Linked DNA regions of Homo sapiens: region 2 is linked to region 1. Evidence: chromatin loops called from intact Hi-C (ENCODE). Cell type or tissue: HCT116. All regions are shown on one strand. Links, peaks and the distances in the headings refer to the core of each region. The heading gives the core; the rest is flanking DNA.

Region 1 (5,385 bases), core at 79-5,078:
AAACAAAACCTCTGCAGCACTGTAACATGTTCATAATGGCCCTAATGCCCACGCTGGAAGGTTGTGGGTTTACCGGAATGAGGACAAGGAACACCTGGCCTGCTCAGGGCGGAAAATGGCTTAAAGGCATTCTTAAGCCACAAACAATAGCATGAGCGATCTGTGCCTTAAGGACATGCTTCTGCTGCAGTTAACTAGCCCAACCTATTCCTTTAATTCAGCCCATCTCTTCATTTCCCATAAGGGATACTTTTAGTTAATTTAACATGTATAGAGATAATGCTAATGACTGGTTTGCTGTTAATAAATACGTGGGTAAATCTCTGTTTGGGGCTCTCAGCTCTGAAGGCTGTGAGACCCCTGATTTCCCACTTCACACCTCTATATTTCTGTGTGTGTGTCTTTAATTCCTCTAGCACCACTGGGTTAGGGTCTCCCTGACTGGGCTGGTTTCGGCAAGTGGTGTCCATCGTGGGGGTTTGAATCCAGGTTGAAGTGTCACCAGAGCGATGGTTGGAATGGAAAACTAGCTGGAGGACACCCGAGCACTCTTAAAGCAATCCCCATGGTGAGTAAGAAGGGGAGCTTGGAAGCATCAGGGTAACAATGGGACAGGTGTGGGGTCTGGTTCGTTTCACCTTGGAGCTTTTTCACGCTGATGATGATGAGGAACTAGAGTATAACAAAGTAACAGAAGAGGTTACAGAGCAGGTTTATTTGCCAGCTAAAGCTAAAGCAGCAAAGGAGGGAGAGGTTCATCTCTACCCTTCTGCACCCCGTCATTATTATTTTGAAGAAAAAGACCCTCCAGATCTTTCTTTTCCGGAGGACACTGGGTGAAAAGTAGTTGCCCCAGTGACTGTTTGAGCTCAGGCAGGAATTCAGCAAGCTAGACGAGGGGTGATTTAGAGGCTTGGCAGTTCCCTGTTAGAATACACCCCCTAGATCAACAGGGAAATATTATAGCTACATTTGAGCCTTTTCCTTTTAAATTCAGGAAAGCACATTTAGTTGATTATATCAAGTCCTGTGATGGTATCGGAGGTAATCTGCATAAAGCTACTTTGTTGGCACAGGCAATGGCAGGACTGAGAGTGGATAAAGGAAATATTCCATTTCCTGGAGCTTGTTTTAACTGTGGGAAGCATGGTCATACTAAAAAAGAATGTAGAAAAAATCAGCGAGTCAGCCTGCCAGATAGGGGAAGAAAGAAAACTGCTGATCCTGAAATATGTCCAAAATATAAAAAAGGAAAACATTGGGCTAATCAGTGTCACCCTAAGTTTGATAAAGATGGGAACCCAATTTCAGGAAACACCATGAGGGGCCTGTCCTGGGCCCCATTCTAAAGTGGGGCATTTCCAACTCAGGCCGTTCCCTCACCCCTGTACAATATCTGTCCCCTGCCACAGCTGGTAGTGCTGCAGTAGATTTATGCTGCACAAAAGCTGTAAGCCTTCTGCCTGGGGAAGCCTTGCAAAAGGTCCCAACAGGAGTCTGTGGACCCTTGCGAGAAGGGACAATAGGATTACTTTTAGGAAGGCCTAGTTAAAGTTTAAAAGGCATACAAATACATACAGGAGTCATTGATTCAGATTACATTTGGGAAATTCAAATTGTTATATCTACTTCTGTTCCCTGGAAAGCAGAGCCAGGAGAGTGCATACCACAGCCCCTGATTGTGCCACATGTGGGAATGGGGAAAAGTGAAATTAAGTGAACAGGAGGATTTGGAAGCACAAATAAACAAGGCAAAGCAGCTTATTGGGTAAATCAAATTACTGATAAATGTCCTGCCTGTGAAATAACTATTCAGGGAAAGAAATTTAAAGGTTTGGTAGACACAGGAGATGACATTTCAATCATTTCTCTCCAGCACTGGCCATCCACGTGGCCAATTCAACCTGCTCAATTTAACATAGTTGGAGTTGGTAATGCCCCTGAAGTATATCAAAGTAGTTATATTTTGCATTGTGAAGGGCCCGATGGACAACCTGGGACTATTCAACCAATTATAACTTATGTACCTATAAATTTATGGGGAAGAGATTTATTACAACAATGGGGAGCACAAGTTCTAATTCCAGAACAATTATATAGCCCTCAAAATCAACATATGATGCATGAAATGGGGTATGTCCCTGGTATGGGACTAGAAAAAAATTTGCAAGGTTTGAAAAAACCACTTCAAGTGGAAAGACAAAGTTCCTGCCAAAGATTGGGATGTCATTTTTGATGGCGGCCATTGTTAAGCCTCCAGAACCTATACCTTTAAAATGGTTAACAGATAAGCCAATTCGGATAGAACAATGGCCGCTAAGTAAAGAGAAACTGGAGGCTTTAGAGAAATTAGTTACTGAACAATTAGAAAATGGGCACATAGCTCCAACATTTTCCCCTTGGAATGCTTCAGTTTTCTTAATTAAGAAAAAATTAGGTAAATGGAGAATGTTAACTGACTTAAGAACTATCAATTCAGTTATACAACCTGTGGGAGCATTACAGCCAGGATTGCCTTCTTCTGCTATAATTCCAAAAAATTGGACTTTAATAGTCATAGATATAAAAGAATGTTTCTTTACTGTCCCTTTAGCTGAGCAAGACTGTGAACGGTTTGCATTTACAATTCCAGCAGTAAACAACCTGTAGCCTGCTAAGCATTATCATTGGAAAGTGTTGCCACAGGGCATGTTAAACAGTCCAACAATTTGCCAGATGTACGTGGTGCAAGCAATTGAACCTACTTGTAAAAAATTTTTGGTGTTACATTATTCATTATATGGATGATATAGTTTGTGCTGTCCCCATTTGAGAAATATTACTCCAATGTTATGATCACTTGCAAAATTCGATTTCTTGCACTGGTTTAATTATAGCAACCGAGAAAATTCAGACTACTACTACTCCTTACTCCTACTTGGGGACCTTAGTAAATGACACTATCATTGTGCCACAGAAAGTAACCATATGTAGGGATCAATTAAAAACATTAAATGACTTTTGAAAATTACTAGGGGAAATTAATTGGATACGACCTGCTCTAGGCATTCCTACCTATGCCGTGAGTAATCTGTTTTCTATCCTTAGAGGAAATCCTAGTCTCACTAGCCCTTGGCATTTAACAAAGGAGGCTGAGGCAGTTACAACTGATTGAGAAACAAGTCCATAAAGCTCAAATAAATAGAATAGATCCAGAGAAGACTCTAGATTTGCTAATTTTTTCAACTCAGCATTCACCTACTGGTGTTATTTTCCAAGAACAGGACTTAGTAGAGTGGGTTTTTCTTCTACATACTAATTCATGGACTCTAACTCCTTATTTAGACCAAATTGCTATTATGATAGGGATTGGGAGAACTTGGATTGTTAAATTACATGGATATGATCCTGGAAAAGTTATTGTCCCTCTCACGAAGGCACAAATACAGCAAGCTTTTATAAATAGTCTTACTTGTCAAACCCATTTAGCTGACTTTGTGGGTATTCTTGATAATCATTTTCCTAAAACAAAGCTGTTTCAGTTTTTGAAATTAACTAATTGGATTCTCCCCAAAATAACTAAATTTAAACCAATTGAAGGTGCTGAGAATGTTATTACAGATGGGTCTAGTAATGGTAAAGCTTCTTATTTTGTCTCAAAAAGTAAAGTTTTCCAGACGCCCTATACTTCAGCTCAAAAAGCGGAGCTTCTAGCAGTAATTGAGGTATTGACTGCTTTTGATATGCCTATTAATGTGATTTCTGATTCTTCATAGTGGTTCATTGCAGACAGTTAATTGAAAATGCTCAGTTATTATTTCATACAGATGAACAACTGATGACTTTATTTACCCAGTTGCAAACAGCAGTTAGAAGTAGAATGCACCCTTTTTACATCAGTCACATTAGGGCTCATACACCTCTTCCAGGACCTTTGACTGAAGGGAATCAAAAGCCTGATTGCCTAGATGCTAATGCAGTATCTAATGTTAGACATTTTCACAATTTAACCCATGTTAATGCCTCTGGTCTCAAACGCAGATACAGAATTACCAGGAAAGAAGCTAAAAATATTATCCAGTGATGCCCAACTTGCCAAATGGTACATTCCTCATCTTTTACAGGAGGAGTTATTCCTTGAGGATTGGAACCTAACTCTTTTTGGCAAATGGATGTCACACATGTTCCTTCGTTTGGGAGACTAGCTTATATATGTGTATGTGTGGACACCTTTTCTCACTTTATATGGGCTACATGCTAATCAGGAGAGTGTTTGGCCTGTCTGAAACATCATCTTTTGCAGTGTTTTGTGGTGATGGGCATTCCAGCTTCTATTAAAACAGATAATGCCCCAGGATATACTAGCCAATCTCTAGCTACATTTTTCTCTATGTGGAGTATTAAACACATTACTGGTATCCCATACAATTCTCAAAGACAAGCCATAGTGGAAAGAATGAATCTCTCCCTAAAACAGCAGTTGCAAAAGCAGAAAAGGGGAGACGGAGAATATGGAACCACACAGATACAACTGAATCTAACATTATTAACATTAAATTTTTTGAACCTGCCCAAAGGCCAGATGTTATCAGCAGCTGAACAGCATCTACAGAAACCAGCTGCAAAGACAGAAACAGAACAACTGATTTGGTGGAGAGATCCAATAATAAAAAGATGGGAAATAGGTAAAATAATAACTTAGGGTAGAGGTTATGCTTGTGTTTCTCCAGGCCAAAATCAACAGCCAATTTGGATACCATCAAGACACCTGAAACCTTATCATGAGCCAGATGCCGAGGAAGAGACTCCGGGAGGATCCCAAGGACCCCCCAGTTGCAGCCATGTCAAGACTGATGCTGAGGAGGACCCCAACTGTCACGAGTAACACCCGTTGAACACAGCCACCCACCTGGGGACAGATCAAGAAGCTGTCACAGATGGTGGAAGAAAAACTGAGGAAAGTGGGACAACCAGTCACAATGAATAATTTAATGGTAGCTATCATAGTGGTTATCACCACTGCTGTGAGTATTCCTTCAATAAGAGCTGACACAGAGAACAATTATACTTATTGGGCATATTGATCAATCTTGGCTGGCAATAATGCCTGGATGCAATCACTCTATGACCCAGTTACACATGCTTTCTGATCTCAGTATTTACCATAATAAATCTGCTCCTATAATTGAGGCATACCACCCTCAAAAACCTATTTGTAAACAGGATTGGACCCAGTTAGAAAAAATGAATGTGCTTGTTTAGGAAAATTGCATTGCAGAACAGGTAGAGGTGCTACACAATGATTCCTATGGAATCTTTATTGATTGGTCCCCTAAGGGGATGTTTAGCTTGAATTGCACCTCTCAGTCTGCATGCCCCAGCCACACTATGTTCAGCTGGTCTGAA
Region 2 (5,385 bases), core at 169-5,168, 49 kb before region 1:
AATGTGTATTGGCCGGGTGCGGTAACTTAAACACCTGTAATCCTGGCACTTTGGGAGGCCGAGGTGGGCGGTTCACCTGAGGTTGGGAGTTCCAGACCAGCCCGACCAACATGGAGAAACCCTGTCTCTACTAAAAATACAAAATTAGCCAGGTGTGGTGGGGCATGCCTGTAATCTTAGCTACTCGGGAGGCTGAGGCAGGAGAATCGCTTGAACCCGGGAGGCAGAGGTTGTGGTGAGCTGAGATCGTGGCAATGCACTACAGCCTGGGCAACAAGAGCAAAACACCGTCTAAATAAATAAATAAATAAATAAAACTAGGCCGGGCACAGTGGCTCACCCCTGTAATCCCAGCACTTTGGGAAGCAGAAGCAGGAGGAGCCACTGAAGCTATGAGTTTGAGACAAGCTGGGACAACATAGTGAGACCCCATCTCTACAAAAAAAAAAATAAATAAATAAAAGCATAACTAAAGTCAGTGACAATATCAAGTCTTCTTTAAGATGTGCATGCATTGCTGAAGAGAACACTTTTTTTTTTTTTTTTTTGAGACAGAGTCTTGCTCTGTTGCCAGGCTGGAGTGCAGTGGCATGATCTCGGCTCACTGCAACCTCCACCTCCCGGGTTCAAGTGCTTCTCCTGCCTTGGCCTCCCGAGTAGCTGGAACTACAGGTGCATGCCACCATGCCCAGCTAATTTTTGTATTTTTAGTAGAGATGGGGTTTCACCATGTTGGCCAGGATGGGTTTCACCATGTTGGCCAGGATGGTCTCCATCTCTTGACCTTGTGATCCACTCACCTCGGCCTCCCAAAGTGCTGGGATTACAGGCGTGAGCCACCATGCCCAGCTACATTTTAAAACAGTGACAACTAAATATGGACTTGGTGATGCAACATGCATACGTGTGCCAGGCTAAATGTAAAAGTTATTTATCACATTATTTGAAATAGCCTAAATTAGGAACAACCCAAATGTGGATCCACAGAATGGGTGAATTGTGGCATATTTCTGTGGCTTTTTTTTTTTTTTTTTGTGACAGAGTCTTGCTCTGTCACCAGGCTGGAGTGCAGTGGCGCAATCTTGGCTCACTGTAATTTCTGTCTTCCTGGTTCAAGTGATTCTCTTGCCTTAGCCTCCCGAGTAGCTGGGATTACAGGTGTGAGCCACCCATTTTTCTTTGTATTTTTAGTAGAGATGGGGTTTCACCATGTTGACCAGGCTGATCTTGAACTGCTGACCTCAAGCGATCTGCCCACCTCGGCCTCCCAAAGTGCCGGGATTACAGGCGTGAGCCACCATGCCCAGCCTCTGTGGCATATTCTTCAGCAAAGATATGAACCAAATCACAGGTGGATGAACACAACAACTTGGGTGCACCTCACCAGCATAATGCTGACTGAAAGAAGCCAGACACAAAAGTATTCTTACTGTCTGATAGTTGCTAGGCAAAGTCAACTAGAGTATTTTTTCTTTTATTCTTTGTTTTCATATATGTGTATATATATATATGTATATTTATTTGTTTATTTATTTATTTAATAAAGAGACTTGGTCTCACTATATTGCCCAGGATGGTCTCTAACTCCTGGCCTCAAGCATCCTTCTACTTCAACCTCCCAAAGGGTTAGGATTACAGGCATGAGCCACCCCCTGGACAATTAGAGTATTAAGTGTCAGAATAGTATTACAATTGGGAGGCATGCCATGGAAAAGACTATGTCTGCAATGCAGGGTATGGAAATGCTTTATTTGTTTGTTTGTTTGTTTGTTTTGAGATGGAGTCTTGCTCTGTCACCCAGGCTGGAGTGCAGTGGTGCAATCTCGGCTCACTGCAAACTCTGCCACCTGGGTTCATGCTATTCTGTTTCCTCAGCCTCCCCAGCTGCTGGGACTACAGGCACACGCCGCCATGCCCAGCTAATTTTTTTGTAGCTTTAGTAGAGACGGGGTTTCACTGTGTTAGCCAGGATGGTCTCGATCTCCTAACCTCGTGATCCACCCGCCTCGGCCTCCCAAAGTGCTGGGATTACAGGTGTCAGCCACCGTGCCTGGCCTACTTTTTTGTTTTTTAAGATGGAGTCGCACTCTGTCAGCCAGGCTGGAGTGCAGTGGCATGGTGTCGGCTCACCGCAATCTCCACCTCCCAGGTTCAAGTGATTCCCCCACCTCGGCCTCCCGAGTAGCTAGGATTACAGGCATGCACCACCACACCTGGCTGGTTTTTTTGGATTTTTAGTAGAGACAGGGTTTCACCCTGTTGGCCAGGCTGGTCTCAAACTCCTGACCTCAAGTGATTCGCCTACCTTGGCCTCCCAAAGTGCTGGGATTACAGGCATGAGCCACCATGCCTAGCCTGAAATACTTTTTCTTTGATGTATCCAACTGACATGCCATTATTCTTTTCCAAAGGTCATTTTTTCCAGGACACTTTCTGTCTTCATGACAGGAACATCGAGAAGCCAAGGCTAGTGGCTGGGTTACTGATGGATTACTGATGGATTCTTCTCAGGCAAGTGGAAAGCAGACCTAACTTCAAAATGTTATGCTTGTAGCCATCATCGGTAGCCTTACCTTGTTATCGTGTATTCAAGCATCTTAAAGAAATGATGGTCCTGCTCAGGAAATAACTCCCCAGGTGAATTTCTCTAGGAACCAAGCCATCTCAGGTTGTACAGAGATTGCAATGGAAGTGTATTGCGGGATCTGGCCAGCAGCCCACAGTGCAACGGGGCTCTCTCTTTGTTCCCAGGCAGATTGGCAGGTTGAGAAATAATAGACACACACAAGATAGTGAAGGCTGGGTCCAGGGGGGTCACCGCCTTCTGGTCCCACAGTGCCAACAATGCACTGGATATACCAGCAGTTATTATTAAGCTTAGTGAGGGCGGGGGTAGGTTAGTGAGGGATTTAGGGTCATTTGATTATGAGGTGAGATGGTCACATGGGGATGAAGTAATTCTTTAACATAACATTTGTATGTAGAAGTACAGTACATTTGTATGTAGAAGTACAGTATACAGAGACAAGAATTTAAAATATAGTGTGTGTGTCAGTAATTTCTAACAGAGCCTTAAAACAGAAACACAATCTTTCCATAACCTATGATTAGCAAGATATTAATCAGCAGTAACAATTGCCACAAATGCTGGTTAGAAACAATCCATGGAAACAGGATGTGAAGCTAGACAACTGGTTAGACCAGAAGTTCTCAGAAGGGAGTATGCCTTAACTTTAAAGAGGCCTACAAGAGCCGTGACAAGATGAGGGCGTTTATCCATATGGACAGGCACCCCCCATGCATCTGTTTATAGGCTCTCCACAAGGGTCGCATTCCATTCCCAGAGCTATGAACATCTGCTTTTCTGGGATAGGAATCTTGGTGATGTGAAACCTCCCTGACTGCACGTCCATTCATAGGCTCTGTGCAGGGGGAAGCACATCACACGCTGTTGGCTCATTCTGGCAGTCCAACCTGGCATTGTCTTTACACAATCCTGCATGCAATTTTGTATTTACAGTAATCAGGAGCATTTCATCTTTTATTCTGTAGCAATAGTTTCAGTGGGTCTCCCTACAGAAATGATTATTTTATCTCAATGTTTACTAATTCTTTCTGATCCTCAATCATGCTTGTTGGCTCATTGTTTTGCTGAGTGTTATGACAGATTGTAAGAAAGGGATGGAGATGTCTAATCTGAAGGAATTTGTGTGTCACTGTGGAGATAATTCATTTGTTATTAGATTTTACATAGTGCTGCAACATATTCAGTGCAGACTGCACCTATAAATAGAGGAGGACTAAGGCCAGAAGAGCCCATTGTAAAGCTGTAGGAAGATCAGTTTAGTCATGTTTCAGTGATGCTGATAAGTCCATGGGATTGGATGCCATTGCAAGACAATATCTATATAGAGGAGAAGAGGCCTGAGGCCTGGGAGTACTGCAGGCTTCTAGTCTTCCTTAGTCCTTCATGCATTTTTCTCAGAACATCAAAGGAGATGGTACTTAGCTGAAGCTGGCATGTATTTAATGGTTTAGCACTTAGTGACCTTTGAGGATGTGGCTGTGGACTTTACCCAGGAGGAGTGGACTTTGTTGGATCAAGCCCAGAGAGATCTCTACAGAGATGTGATGTTGGAGAACTACAAGAATCTCATTATACTAGGTAAAACTGGCATCATTTCTTCACTGACCCCTTTAGGAAATCAATGTTTCTTAAATGTTTGCTGTCAAATGAGGGTACTGTAATAAGCAAGACAGGCATGGACCTTGGCCAGTGGACATTCCTTTTTTTTTTTTTTTGAGACACAGTCTGGCTCTATTGCCCAGGCTGGAGTGCAGTGGCATGGTCTCTGCTTACTGCAAAGCCCCCCCTCCTGGATTCAAGTGATTCTCCTGCCTCAGCCTCCCAGGTAGCTGGGATTACAGGTGTGCACCACCATGGCCATCTAATTTTTGTATTTTTAGTGGAGACAGGGTTTCACCATGTTGGCCAGGCTGGTCTCAAACTCTGACCTCAGGTGATCCACCTGCTTTGGCCTCCCAAAGTGCTAGGATTACAGGCGTGAGCCACCATGCATGGCCTGGGCATTACTTTATAGAACAAGCTTGTAAACTTTCTTAAAGCATTATGAGATTTATGCACAGACCAGTTTTTTTGTTTATTTGTTGTAGCTCATCAGCGATCGTTAGTGTTAGTGTATTTTATATGTGGTCCAAGGCCATTCTTCTTCTTCCAGTGTGGCCCACGGAAGCCAAAAGATTGGACACCCCTGGTGTAGAGGATTCCCCATGAAAATAAAGATTTAAGTAAATGAGTTTATTTAATGTATGGATTAAAAACTTTAAGACTTTAAATGTGTATGAAGTTGGACTTGGTTTTCCAGGCTCAAGCAATTCTTCTGCCTCAACCTTCTGAGTAGCTGGGACCACAGACCTGTGCCAGCATGCCCTGCTAATTTTTGTATTTTTAGTAGAGAGGAAGTTTCACCACGTTGGCCAGGCTGGTCTTGAACTCCTAACCTCAAGTGATCTCCCTGCCTTGGCTTCCCAAAGTGCTGAGGTATGAGGCATGAGCCATTATACCTGGGCAACATTTTTGTTATTTTAAAAATAGTTTTAGTGCATGTATTGGAAATGTTATATGATTAGTTTGCTATTTGTAAAGTTACACTTGACCATCTTTAGAATCCCCGAAGGCAAAAGTATTGGTTCCCCATTGAAGGACATGGTGTTATGTCTTGCATGGGCCTCTTCTTTTGTGCATTTTTCCCTCCAGCAGGGTCTGAATTATTCAAACGTAGTCTCATGTCTGGATTGGAACAAATGGAAGAGCTGAGGACAGGAGTGACAGGAGTTCTGCAGGGTGAGTTCATAAGCAGATGT

What was found. A loop is a pair of places that touch in the nucleus more often than their neighbours do. Peaks named below come from ENCODE experiments on the same cell type or tissue, not always from the same donor. Only the 100,000 strongest peaks of a DNase experiment are listed, where the experiment ranks them.
Region 2: a loop joins it to region 1, with 2.0 times the contacts of the local background. A loop is called at or near these places in 1 of 110 quality-filtered maps.

Annotation. Positions count from the first base shown.
Region 1 is chr19:9,712,527-9,717,911 of GRCh38, reverse strand. The region is part of intron 1 of LOC105372270 (a long non-coding RNA gene); the gene reads right to left. Among named protein-coding and RNA genes, the nearest start is that of ZNF562, 40 kb to the right of the region's middle. In HCT116, for the core only: no CTCF peak of the experiment used is centred there; no DNase peak of the experiment used is centred there.
Region 2 is chr19:9,762,062-9,767,446 of GRCh38, reverse strand. ZNF846 (zinc finger protein 846) reads left to right here. Exons shown (of 6, transcript NM_001077624.3): 2 at 2,412-2,511; 3 at 4,039-4,165; 4 at 5,279-5,365. The coding sequence starts at 2,497. Among named protein-coding and RNA genes, the nearest start is that of ZNF846, 4.0 kb to the left of the region's middle. In HCT116, for the core only: no CTCF peak of the experiment used is centred there; a DNase peak (open chromatin) is centred at 3,212.